Regions from separate parts of the Homo sapiens genome. Here region 2 is linked to region 1. A link is a contact called in ENCODE Hi-C or POLR2A ChIA-PET data. All regions are on one chromosome and are shown on one strand. The core of a region is the stretch at or near the end of the contact, and the rest is flanking DNA. Distances in the headings are between cores, read along the strand shown.

Region 1 (5,328 bases), core at 714-3,213:
TCCAGGGTCCCTGCCCTCATAAATCTAGGACATCAAACTCATCATTTGGGCCTATTTTTGCTTGGATGATGCTCAATTACGTACAAAACATTTGCAAGAAGTGACTCAATTTAACTAAAAATTTTAAGTGAATACTAATTGATTGGTGGCCCGGTAGGTAACACTCACCGAAGGGGCACAGAAATGACTACTGAAGCTTAGAAAGCACTGAAGCAAGTCATGGAAATCTCTCAGACACCACACAACTCCAATTCTGACAGATGTCCTAGCTGGGCTAAGGCACACCATGATTAAAATCATTGTAGGTCTCTCACATAGTAACTGATCCCAGGCCAAATTTCATCTCAGAGTGTCTGGCCACGAGAAGGGTGAGGTCTACAGAACCCTGCAAGCGGCAGCCTGAGGAGGAGACGTCTTGGTTAATGTCAGGGAGAGTCTGTGGGGGTGAAATTCCTTGACAGCATTTTCAGAGTGAATTGTTCAACCAACCATCTTGTAGCTGGTTTCCTCTCTATCCTCCTGGAACAGGAGAAAGGAGAGACTTACCTGTCTAGCACAGTGGGCGAAGTGAGTGGGTGTACCTTTATGGGCCTATGAAAATGGTTTATTTTATTAAATGGGTCTGATGGCAATGGTGTTTATCATGGCAAAAAAAAAAAAAAGGATAAATAATCCCAATATTCAGGAAACCAACTCATTCCAAGGAACAATTCTTATTTTTAATTAATTAATTAATTAATTAATTTTTATTTATTTATTTTTTTAGAGCCAGGGTTTCATTGAGTCACCCACGCTGGAGTGCAGTGGTGTGATCATAGCTCACTGCAGCCTCCAATGCCTGGGGTTAAGCGATCCCCCCACCTCAGCCTCCTGAATAGCTTGCACGACAGCGCATGACACCATGCCCAACTATTTTGTTTTTTATTTTTTTAGAGATGGGTTTTTTTCTATTTTGCTCAGGTTGGTCTCAAACTCCTGGTCTCAAGCGATTCTCCCGCCGAAGCCACAGGAGGAGCTAGTATTTACAGGCGCGCACAACCGAGCCCAGAATCGTACGGGGGCACGATTTTTAAATTTTTTTGTTTTGAAATACAGGGTCTCGCTCTGTCGCCCAGGCTGGAGTGCAGTGGCTGGAGTGCAGTGGCGTTATCATAGTTCACTATAACCCACATCCTGCATCGTCCTGAGGCACACTTCTTAAGGGAAAAACATAGAGGTCCCAATCGGCCCTGGCTCTTTTTTATTTGACATTTATCAGTAGGGAGCAAAAGGTCAGAATGATAGTTCTAGACAAAGAGTAGGAAATGAGAAGCAGGAGGAGGAGGATGGGTAACAGAAGTGGGTGAGGATGGAGGGAAGACGGGAGCTAACCCAAGTCCCCAGCGCCTGCCCAGCACAGTGAACACTGGCACTTCTGCAGAGGGCTTGCAACCTAAGGCGCCAGAGCCCAGCATAGCTTAGCAGACATTGCATGCTCCACAGTCGCGTCTAGCGCCAAAGGAAGGGCCACTTGCAGTGTAAGCCTTCTGGGATGCACTAAACACCAGGCAGGGTTCTATGTGTACTCTGACGTGGAGTACCTGGAGCTTTTGCAAGGGGCGTGTTAGGTTTCTTGCAACTTGCACCTGAGCATCCAGAGTGCTCTGCAAATCCCAGCCCCAAACTTCTGCTTCCACAGATCTCCTGGAGAGCGTGGCGCACTCAACTTTCTGGACATTGCTGCAAAAACCTAGCATGCAGCCTCTGACTTCATCATTTCATCTTAATTACGGTCCGATTCGCGGACTTTGGGTGGGAACAGACCAGAGCTAGAGAGACTCATCCATTAGTTACTAACTACCCAGAGGGGAGAGCAGTGCTGGCAGTCCAAATTGCAAGGTGCGCTGCCTTCAGCGTGCGGCGTCTTCGCCCTGGAGAAGCATTACGCTGGCCCGCCTGCCTCCAGGGCCACACGGAAACGTGTTCTGCAAACTTTCTCCAAGGGCTCGGGGGCTAGATTGTGTCTCGCTCCGCTGCCTCTCCCCCTGCCTCAATTTCGACTCCTGCCAGACAGCTCAGCCCCTCCCTCTGGCAGTCACCCCGCCCGGAGTGGGAGTGGTCAACGAAGCTGCAAAATGGATCGCAAGTCCCCACACACGTCCGACCCCTCCCCGCGCCCTGACCACGAACGCATCCCTGACTTAACCGCCACACTCGGGCCGTGAGCGCCTGCCAGCAGGGCCTTCCGCCACACACACACACACACACACCGCAAGCAGCGGCGACCAGGGCAGGAGCCCACTCCCCGCCACCTGCAGGCGTCGGACCCGAAGTCCACGAGCCGGAACTCAGAGCAGGAGCCGAAGGACCCCAGCGCAGAATCCGTGGAGGCGCACGGCTTCATCCACCGCGCTCCCAGATGGGGTCCCAGCCCAGATCCGGCCACGAAGACACAGGCAACCCCGGCCTGGGTTTCCTGTTCCATGAGCTCCAGGAAGGCGACAGTCAGTGCTTGTCTGGGGACCCGGACCGGTGCTTTGGGGAACTCCCCCGGAGGGAGAGAGTTTGGGGAACTCTCCCGAGAAGGGAACTTTCCCGGAGAGGGGGGCGTGGACCGGACGCTGCTGCGCCTCCTCTCTCAGGCCGCGGTTCTATGCTGCCCTGTGCCCGCGCCAAACGCCCTGATCTCTCTCTGTCTCCTCTCTCAATCTCTCTTTGCCTTTCCTCCTTTCCAGATGCGAAGGCTGTAGGGACTTTGGTGACTGAAGCTGGAGGAGACGAGGAGAAGAAAATACGGTCCAAACCCGAGCAGGGAGCTGGAGCAGAAGAAGAAAGTCACTTCTGTGCGGGAGCTGCCGACCCCACGATCAAGGATAACCAGAAGCGCGGCGGTGGCGACCAGGAGCCCTCGCAGCAGCAGCCTGAGGCTTCCAGCCCAGGACTCCTCCGCGGAGGAGCCACAACCCCAATATTAGCGGCGTCTCTTCAGCCCCAGTGCGTTCAGCAGGTTGCACCTGAAGGAGCTAGACAGCATTTTCCCACGCTCTGAATATCTCGACGTGTTCGCTCGGTAAGCGGCTTGCTCTGGAGCTTCCCAGTTCCCAGGACTCTGGGGCTCTTCCCTGGACGCCTTTGGCTCTACCCATGTCTCTTTACCAGGCTCCAGTGCCAAGAGCTATTTAGGGGGCTCAAGGCCACTGGCTCAGGGCCGCTCTTGAGCTGTGGGATGCGGGCGATAGCAACTGGGCATCAAGGTATTTTTCAAGCAGTATAGATACGAATCAAGTTAAATATTTGCATTAAAATTATTAATCTTCGGGCTGGTGCTGTGGCTCATGCCTGTAATCCGAGCGCTCTGGGAGGGCAAGTCAGGAGGATCACTTGAGTCCAGGCGTTCAGGGCCAGGCTGACCAATATACTGAGACTTCATCTCTACAAAAAATTTTGTAAAATTAGCTGGGCATATTAGCAGCACGCACCCGTAATCCAAGGTGCTCTGGAGGATCGCTTGAGCCCAGAGTTCAAGGCTTCAGTGAACTGTGATCCGGCCACTGCCTTCCAGCCTGTGCTACAGAGCTAGACCCTGTCTCTAAAATTAGATACATAGATAAATTACATGAATAGATGACAGATAGATAGAGATAGAAAAATCTTGAATCCTAAGTGTTTTAGCCCTCTCTGAAATTCTGCACACAAAGGAAAACAATCCCCTACCTAATGCAAGCCTGGGGCTATTTTTAGGTATCACAGAAAAATGTGCAGGAGCAGTTGGGAGGCTAGACATTTTCAAACTGGTATGAAATGTTCATAGGTGTATTTCGTTTCATCCACAATTCCAAATACTGAATTTTTGTAGTTTTCTTTCCCAGAAAGCAGCTTGCAATCTGCATGGATGTGAGTGAAGCCGAAGTGGAAGCCAGTAAGCCTGATGAAAGCAATTGGTCAGAGTAGCCACTCTCTGAAACCTGCCTCAGTCCTTGAATACCTTTGTCCTACACATTCTCCAATTGGCCTGTTTTTGTTGCCTTTTCTATGTTTGCCAAGTGAGTTTTGAACTTTAGCGGGGGAATAATGGGATACATAAACCTTAGCCTATGGAAATTTCCCATTACCAGAGGGAATATGCTTTCTAATGCGAAACAGAACTAAACTGTTACTTCTATTTCCTGTACAAGGTTAAGTGTAAATAAAGTTCCATTCCTTCTAACAATGGTATCCTTTAGAGAACACTTCTGTGTGGAGTTATGTTGGGACTGAGTCTGACTTGAGGAGTTTGCAAATTAATGCACCAAGGACCCATATTGTGAGAAGGTTCAACTGTATTTAAAATATTTAAACCAGGCTATGTTCTTAGCTAAATGACCAAATTTATAAATATTCAGGCATTGGGATAAGGGAATAAGTTACATACAGAAAGAACACATTATATGAGTAATTAATGTATGTTTAGTTTCACTGAGACTTATGGGGAGGACATAGCTTAAAAGTCCAAGTGCCTGGTAGTCCTGCTGTTGTTTTTAAGGGTCTGATGAAGCCATGTAGAAAGTGGCAGCCCGCAATTTTGATTTTCTCCAATACTTTTATTTGTAAGCCGGAATACACTGCTAATATACTTGCATTACACTGGGGGTGTGGGGGGGCAGGTTTGCAAACAGGAAATTTGTTTAAAAATTGGAATAAAAAAGAACAATTTTGAAAAAGTTTTCACTTAACTAAGAAGGGTGAAAAGGTTAAAGAAAAATTGCATACACTCAAATATATACCTTGAAGGTATGGCACAAATGGAGCTCTATGAGGGAATATTCTCTTTAGGAATTTCTGACAACTAAGAAGTTTTTTTTATGTTACTGTTTTAAACTGGTGGGTTTTATGTAATTTGTTTGGTGGTGGGGTGGGGCACGCTCAATTTAGACCAGGTTCTTACCTGTGCTAATTTGAAATGGTTTTTCATTTTCCCAGGCAGTGGTGATTAATTTGTAAGTCATGAGATCAAGAAATTACTAAGATTCCTTCAGTATTATTGACTGAGTATATTTTCAAAACAAAGAGAAAATCCAGGATTAGGTTATGAGCAGTGCTGTGCAGTTCATGTGAGTGCAGTGATGGGCCCCCCATGACTAAGCCTTTTTTTTCAGACCATCTTTTTCACTCTCAAGAGTTTTCAGAGGATGAAGTCTGGCCCAGTGGCTCACGCCTGTAATCCCAGCAATTTGGGAGGCCAAGGCAGGCAGATCACGCGAGGTCAGGAGTTCGAGACCAGCCTGGCCAACATGGTGAAACCCCATGGTGAAAATACAAAAATTACCTGGACTTGGTAGCGCACCACTGTAGTCCCACCTACTAGGTGTA
Region 2 (5,328 bases), core at 1,314-3,813, 480 kb after region 1:
TAAGAACATCAGAGTGGTGAGGTCATCACATGTTACGTAGCCACTGGAAAACTCTGCTGTACACTGGTGAGAGGATGAGAGTGAAAAGGACAAAGGACAAATAACTTCTTTTTTTTTTTTTTTTTTTGAGACAGAGTTTCGCTCATGTTGCCCAGGCTGGAATGCAGTGGCGCAATCTTGGCTCACCGCAACCTCCGCCTCCTGGGTTCAAGCGATTCTCCTGCCTCGGCCTCCCAAGTAGCTGGGATTACAGGCATGTGCCACGACACCGGCTAATTTTTCTATTTTTAGTAGAGACTGGGTTTCACCATGTTGGTCAGGCTGGTCTTGAACTCCTGATCTCAGGTGATCCGCCCGCCTCAGCCTCCCAAAGTGCTGGGATTACAGGCGTGAGCCACTGTGCCCAGCAGAAAAGGACAAATACCTTCTTAACCTTATTCCGAAGTTTTGATTTCACAGACGCATGAAAAGGTCCTCGAGAGTCACTGAATTAGATAATCAAGAACCCTTCCAATACTATGGTTTTCGAGCAGGATTTATCAATGTTGGCACCATTGACATTTTCAGGGAGATGATTCTTTGTTGTCAGGGGCTGCCCTGTGCTTAGTTAGGATGTTTAGCAGCATCCTTGGCCTCTACCCACTAGATGCTAAAAGCAATCCCCCAGTTGTTACAACCAAAAATGTCTCCAGATGTTGCCAAATGTCCCCTGGTTGAGAATCACTATTCCAGGGTGTTGATTTCATTCTACTGAAATGTGAATTACAAAATGTATACCTCTCACTGCTTTCTCAGACCCCTAATATGTCTATTTCTTCCCCACTCCCATCTGGGTCTGTTCTTTATGTTATTTTATTAAGTCACAAATAGCAAGAGCAGGTGGGTAGCAACAAGCACAGCATGAATCAAAGTCAGGAAGAGACACTTTAGTCAAAGTTCACTTTTAGGCATTAAAGTTGTTAGCGACCCACTGCCTATTAGGGCACAACACAATCAGCGAACATTCACCCAGCCATTTATTTATTGATTTATTTATTTTTATTTTTTGAGACAGAGTTTCACTCTTGTCGCCCAGGCTGGAGTGCAATGGCGCAATCTTGGCTCACTGCAACCTCCGCCTTCTGGGTTCAAGCGATTCTCCTGCCTCAGCCGCCCAAGCAGCTGGGATTACAGGCATGTGCCACGACGCCCGGCTAATTTTTGTATTTTTAGTAGAGACGGGGTTTCACCATGTTGGCCAGGCTGGTCTTGAATTCCTGACCTCAGGTGATACACCCACCTCGGCCTCCCAAAGTGCTGGGATTACAGGCATGAGCCACCACGCCCGGCCCCATCCAGCCATTCTTAGGCCCTGGTAACAACCCAATCCTTAGCAAGTTTGTCTACCTGCTCCCTGCACCCCCAAAATATGAGGTAATAGGCTAGCTGTGTGATGGGGAAGAAAGAAAAGAAGAAACTCTGAAGGCAAAGAGGTAGTCTACCAAACTCAAATACTCCACCCCCAAAACCTCACATCTGGGAGGCCCTCCTAACTGAAACGTCTGGGGATTTTTTTGTCAGCGTCTGGCTGGGAGGAAGTAGCAAAACTGGGAGAAAATCGACATCCTCAATACCTCCAAGTCAGATGTGCACTCCCCATCAAAGTTCCCCCTGAACCCCTTAGTCTCCAGAGGTTGGGTCCAAGTTTTCTTTCCTGGAAATTGCCCCAGCTACCTTAGGTTCCTTCGCCCTTAAAACTATGACTACCAAACTCAAACCCAGCATCACTCCTAATCTCTTGAATCATCCTTTCTTCACAGTCTCAAATTCCAACCTTCAAAATGCCCAACCCTGTCACTGCCCCTGCCCCTCAGGCTCTACTGTCCTATCTGTCCCATCTGTCCCCCACCCACACACTTCTCCCAAGCTACTCCAGGCAGGCATGGTCTTCTCTCTTAATTTCCTATCTCACCCCATAGTTTTTCCACCATCTTCAAAACTCTTCCCTGATCTCAGCAAACCAAGACTCTCCTAATTGTCTCTGGCGCCCAAAATCTGCATGTACCACCCTCCTACGCTCACTCCTCAGTGTTTTCCCCAAGTTACTCTTTCCACGCTGACCCTCTCCACGCTTCACTCCTCCCAGCCTACTCCCTCGGCGTCCACCCCCCGTTACCGGCCCCTTCTTACTCTCCTGGGCCCTTCTTCCCCGCCATCCGTCGGTCAGGCCTTCTCTAGGTCACCGCTTGCCTCCCCGGGCCAACCGCCGCCGCCCAGTGTTAGCTGCTGAGCCTCTCAACCCCCTCCCCCTCGGACCAGTCTTTCAGGTTGTAGCTTTGAACTGGTGCCCCGGGCCCAGGCGGACAGACTAATCGGGAGGGCCCGACAACTCACCCAGGACTAGGCAGACCAGAACGAGCCCTGAGCCCGGAACCGGGAAGAGGCGGAAGCACACCATGACCCCGCAGAGCAGGCGGCGACGGCGGCGACGGCGGCGGTACAACAACAGCTGCAACACCAGGGAAAAGGCTCGCTGGACCTGGGTCAAGAGCACTGATGACCACCGACCACAGCCTTGCAAAAGCCAGGAATCGGCGCTTCAGTGCGAGTCATAAGACTAGGGGCGGGGCTCTTTCTTGCTTACAGCCAATCTCCGCGCTTGAAAGCGGCGAGAGGGGTGGTGATGTAGCGGCCGGTGGGCGGGGCGACCACGCCCTGGCTTTTTGGTTCACAGCCCTTCCTATGCTCCTGAGAGATATGCGCGGACGGCATTTTCTTTTTCTTTTTCTTTCTTTTTTTTTTTTTTTTTTAATTTTACTTTAAGTTCTGGGATACATGTGCAGAATGTGCAGCTTTGTTACATAGGTATACATGTGCCATGGTGGTTTACTGCACCTATCAACCCGTCATCTAGGTTTTAAGCCCCACATGCATTAGGTATTTCTCCTAATGCTCTCCCTCCCCTTGGCCCCCACCCCTTGACAGGCCCCCGTGTGTGTTGTTCCCCTCCCTGTGTCCATGTGTTCTCATTGTTCAACTCCCACTTATGAGTGAGAACATGCAGTGTTTTGTTTTCTGTTCCTGTGTTAGTTTGCTAAGGATGATGGCTTCCAGCTTCATCCATGTCCCTGCAAAGGACATGATCTCATTTTTTTATGGCTGCATAGTATTCCATGGCATATATGTGCCACGTTTTCTTTATCTAGTCTATCATTGATGGGCATTTGGGTTGGTTCCAAGTCTTTGCTATTGTAAATAGTGCTGCAATAAACATACGTGTGCATGCGTCAAATGGTATTTCTGGTTCTAGATTTTTGAGGAATCGCCACACTGTCTGCCACAATAGTTGAACTAATTTACACTCCCACCAACAGTGTAAAAGCATTCCTATTTTTCCTCAGCCTCGCCAGCATCTATTGTTTCCTGATTTTTTAATAATCACCATTCTGACTGGCGTGAGATGGTATCTCATTGTGGTTTTGATTTGCCTTTCTCTAATGATCAGTGATAATGAGCTTTTTTTCATGTTTGTTGCTGCATAAATGTCTTTTTTTGAGAAGTGTCTGGTCATATCCTTTGCCCACTTTTTGATGGGGTTGTTTTTTTCTTGTAAATTTGTTTAAGGTCCTTGTAGATTCTGGATATTAGACCTTTGTCAGATGGGTAGATTGCAAAAATTTTCTCCCATTCTGCAGGTTGCCTGTTCACGCTAATGCTAATTTCTTTTGCTGTGCAGAAGTTCTTTTAATTAGATCCCATTTGTCAATTTTGACTTTTGTTGCGATTGCTTTTGGTGTTTTAGCCATGAGGTCTTTGCCCATGCCTATGGCGGACGGTATTTTCTAAGGCTAAGGAGAGAGGAGGAACTTTTGAGGGCCGTAGATAGTAGACTATTTCCGTTTTGGCTCCTTGACAAAGAAGAGAAAAATTTTGCGGGCACAAAAACGGTTGCTAGGCATCTCAAACGTAATACATACAAAAATAATACATGCTTATTCTCCAAACACTGTTGTTACCTATGCAGTTCATGCTGTGAGATGGACGAGGGAACCTAGGGGGTAGTATGGAGTCACGGACCATCGGAACAAGACATGATCTTGAAATTCACCTAGTTACAGCACCCTGTTCTCAGGTGGGGGAATTGAGCTCAGAAACAAGAAGCATCTTTTTTAAACACAGGAAGAAAAAAATGAGAGAAATAAAACAGAAGGATAAAGCGGAAAAATAGAGATCATCTGTATTCCTACTATTAACATTATTATATATATTTACACACATATATACACACACCCACATCTATACTTCCAGATATTTTTCCTATGTACATACACACAAATATTCTGTAATGAGTTCATACTAAGCATACTGTTTGCTATACTTGATAGATGAACAGACAAAACCTAAAATATTCAACAGATGAAAGCATTTAAAAATCTTGAGTTGGAATAAAGCACTGATTCTCAAGTGTTAGTTTCCAAAAGAACCATCTGGTTTTGGGTTTTTTTTTTTTAACATACAGATTCCTGTACCTCATTCCCCAGAGATTCTGAAACAGTAGGTCTGTGGCAGTCTTATTAATCACTTCTTTAACAAACACCCCAAGTGATTCTGATTCTGTGGTCCATGGACCACACTTTGAGAAAAACACTGAAAGAGAGCTTCAAAATCATCTAGTCCAGGAGATTTTAATCTGGAGTTTATGTATGAGTTTAGACAGGATGGGAGAGGTGTCGGTGAATCCTCAGAAATTACATGCAACATTTATGTATGTGTATTTTTGTGGGGAAGTTTGTAGTTTTCACTAGTTCTCCAATGGGACCTGTGACTCCTTGCCCTAACCCCTACCCTAATTCAAATATTAAGAAGCACCGATCTGCCCCACTATTGTTTGCTTTAATGTAATTAATTCCTGAAAGTGAGAACATTTGTCAATGAATGTTTACTACCATAGGTGAAACTAATTTGTGAACAAGTGACCCAACACAAGACTAATGAACACTGCATACAGTGTTAGTCATTGCCTTTAGCAAAATGTCTTTTGACTGCCATCAATGAGACTTGGCAGGAGCTATGTCCTGGGCATAGTAGTCTTCAGAGAACCCACAACTGAGTTGAGCCCTCTGAAGATGCCCCACCAATACTTCCTGGACTCTAGCTCTTCTCTTTCAATTGTAAATCGCATAACTTTAATGTTCAGTAAAACCCTAAGCTCTTTCTATAAGAAGAAACAAAAAAAGAACATAGTGGAAAGAACATTGGGTTAGCAGTCAGAGGAGTTGGTTGTGAGACACCACTTACTGGCAGTGTGATCTTAGGCAGGTCACTTCATCTGTTTGAACTTCTATATCT

What was found. A loop is a pair of places that touch in the nucleus more often than their neighbours do. ChIA-PET counts read pairs that join two places held with the same protein, here RNA polymerase II (POLR2A). Pooled maps may share reads with other maps.
Region 2: a loop to region 1 is called in a map of PC-9, with 4 times the contacts of the local background. The contact joins the promoter of LAMP2 here to the enhancer-like site in region 1. A Hi-C loop is called at or near these places in 1 of 168 maps with a recorded cell type or tissue (PC-9) and 5 of 50 pooled maps. POLR2A ChIA-PET finds 5 or more read pairs at or near these places in 1 of 52 experiments (activated CD4-positive, alpha-beta T cell).

What each region holds. Positions count from the first base shown.
Region 1 is chrX:119,988,653-119,993,980 of GRCh38, forward strand. It overlaps the pseudogene RHOXF1P3. Among named protein-coding and RNA genes, the nearest start is that of RHOXF1-AS1, 45 kb to the right of the region's middle. Within about 2 kb of position 1,964, at least 2 of the 41 ENCODE cell types and tissues checked have a DNase peak (open chromatin) inside an H3K27ac peak, as active enhancers do.
Region 2 is chrX:120,466,733-120,472,060 of GRCh38, forward strand. LAMP2 (lysosomal associated membrane protein 2) reads right to left here and starts at 2,564. Exons shown (of 9, transcript NM_002294.3): 1 at 2,374-2,564. The coding sequence starts at 2,437. RefSeq lists a silencer at 2,502-2,766.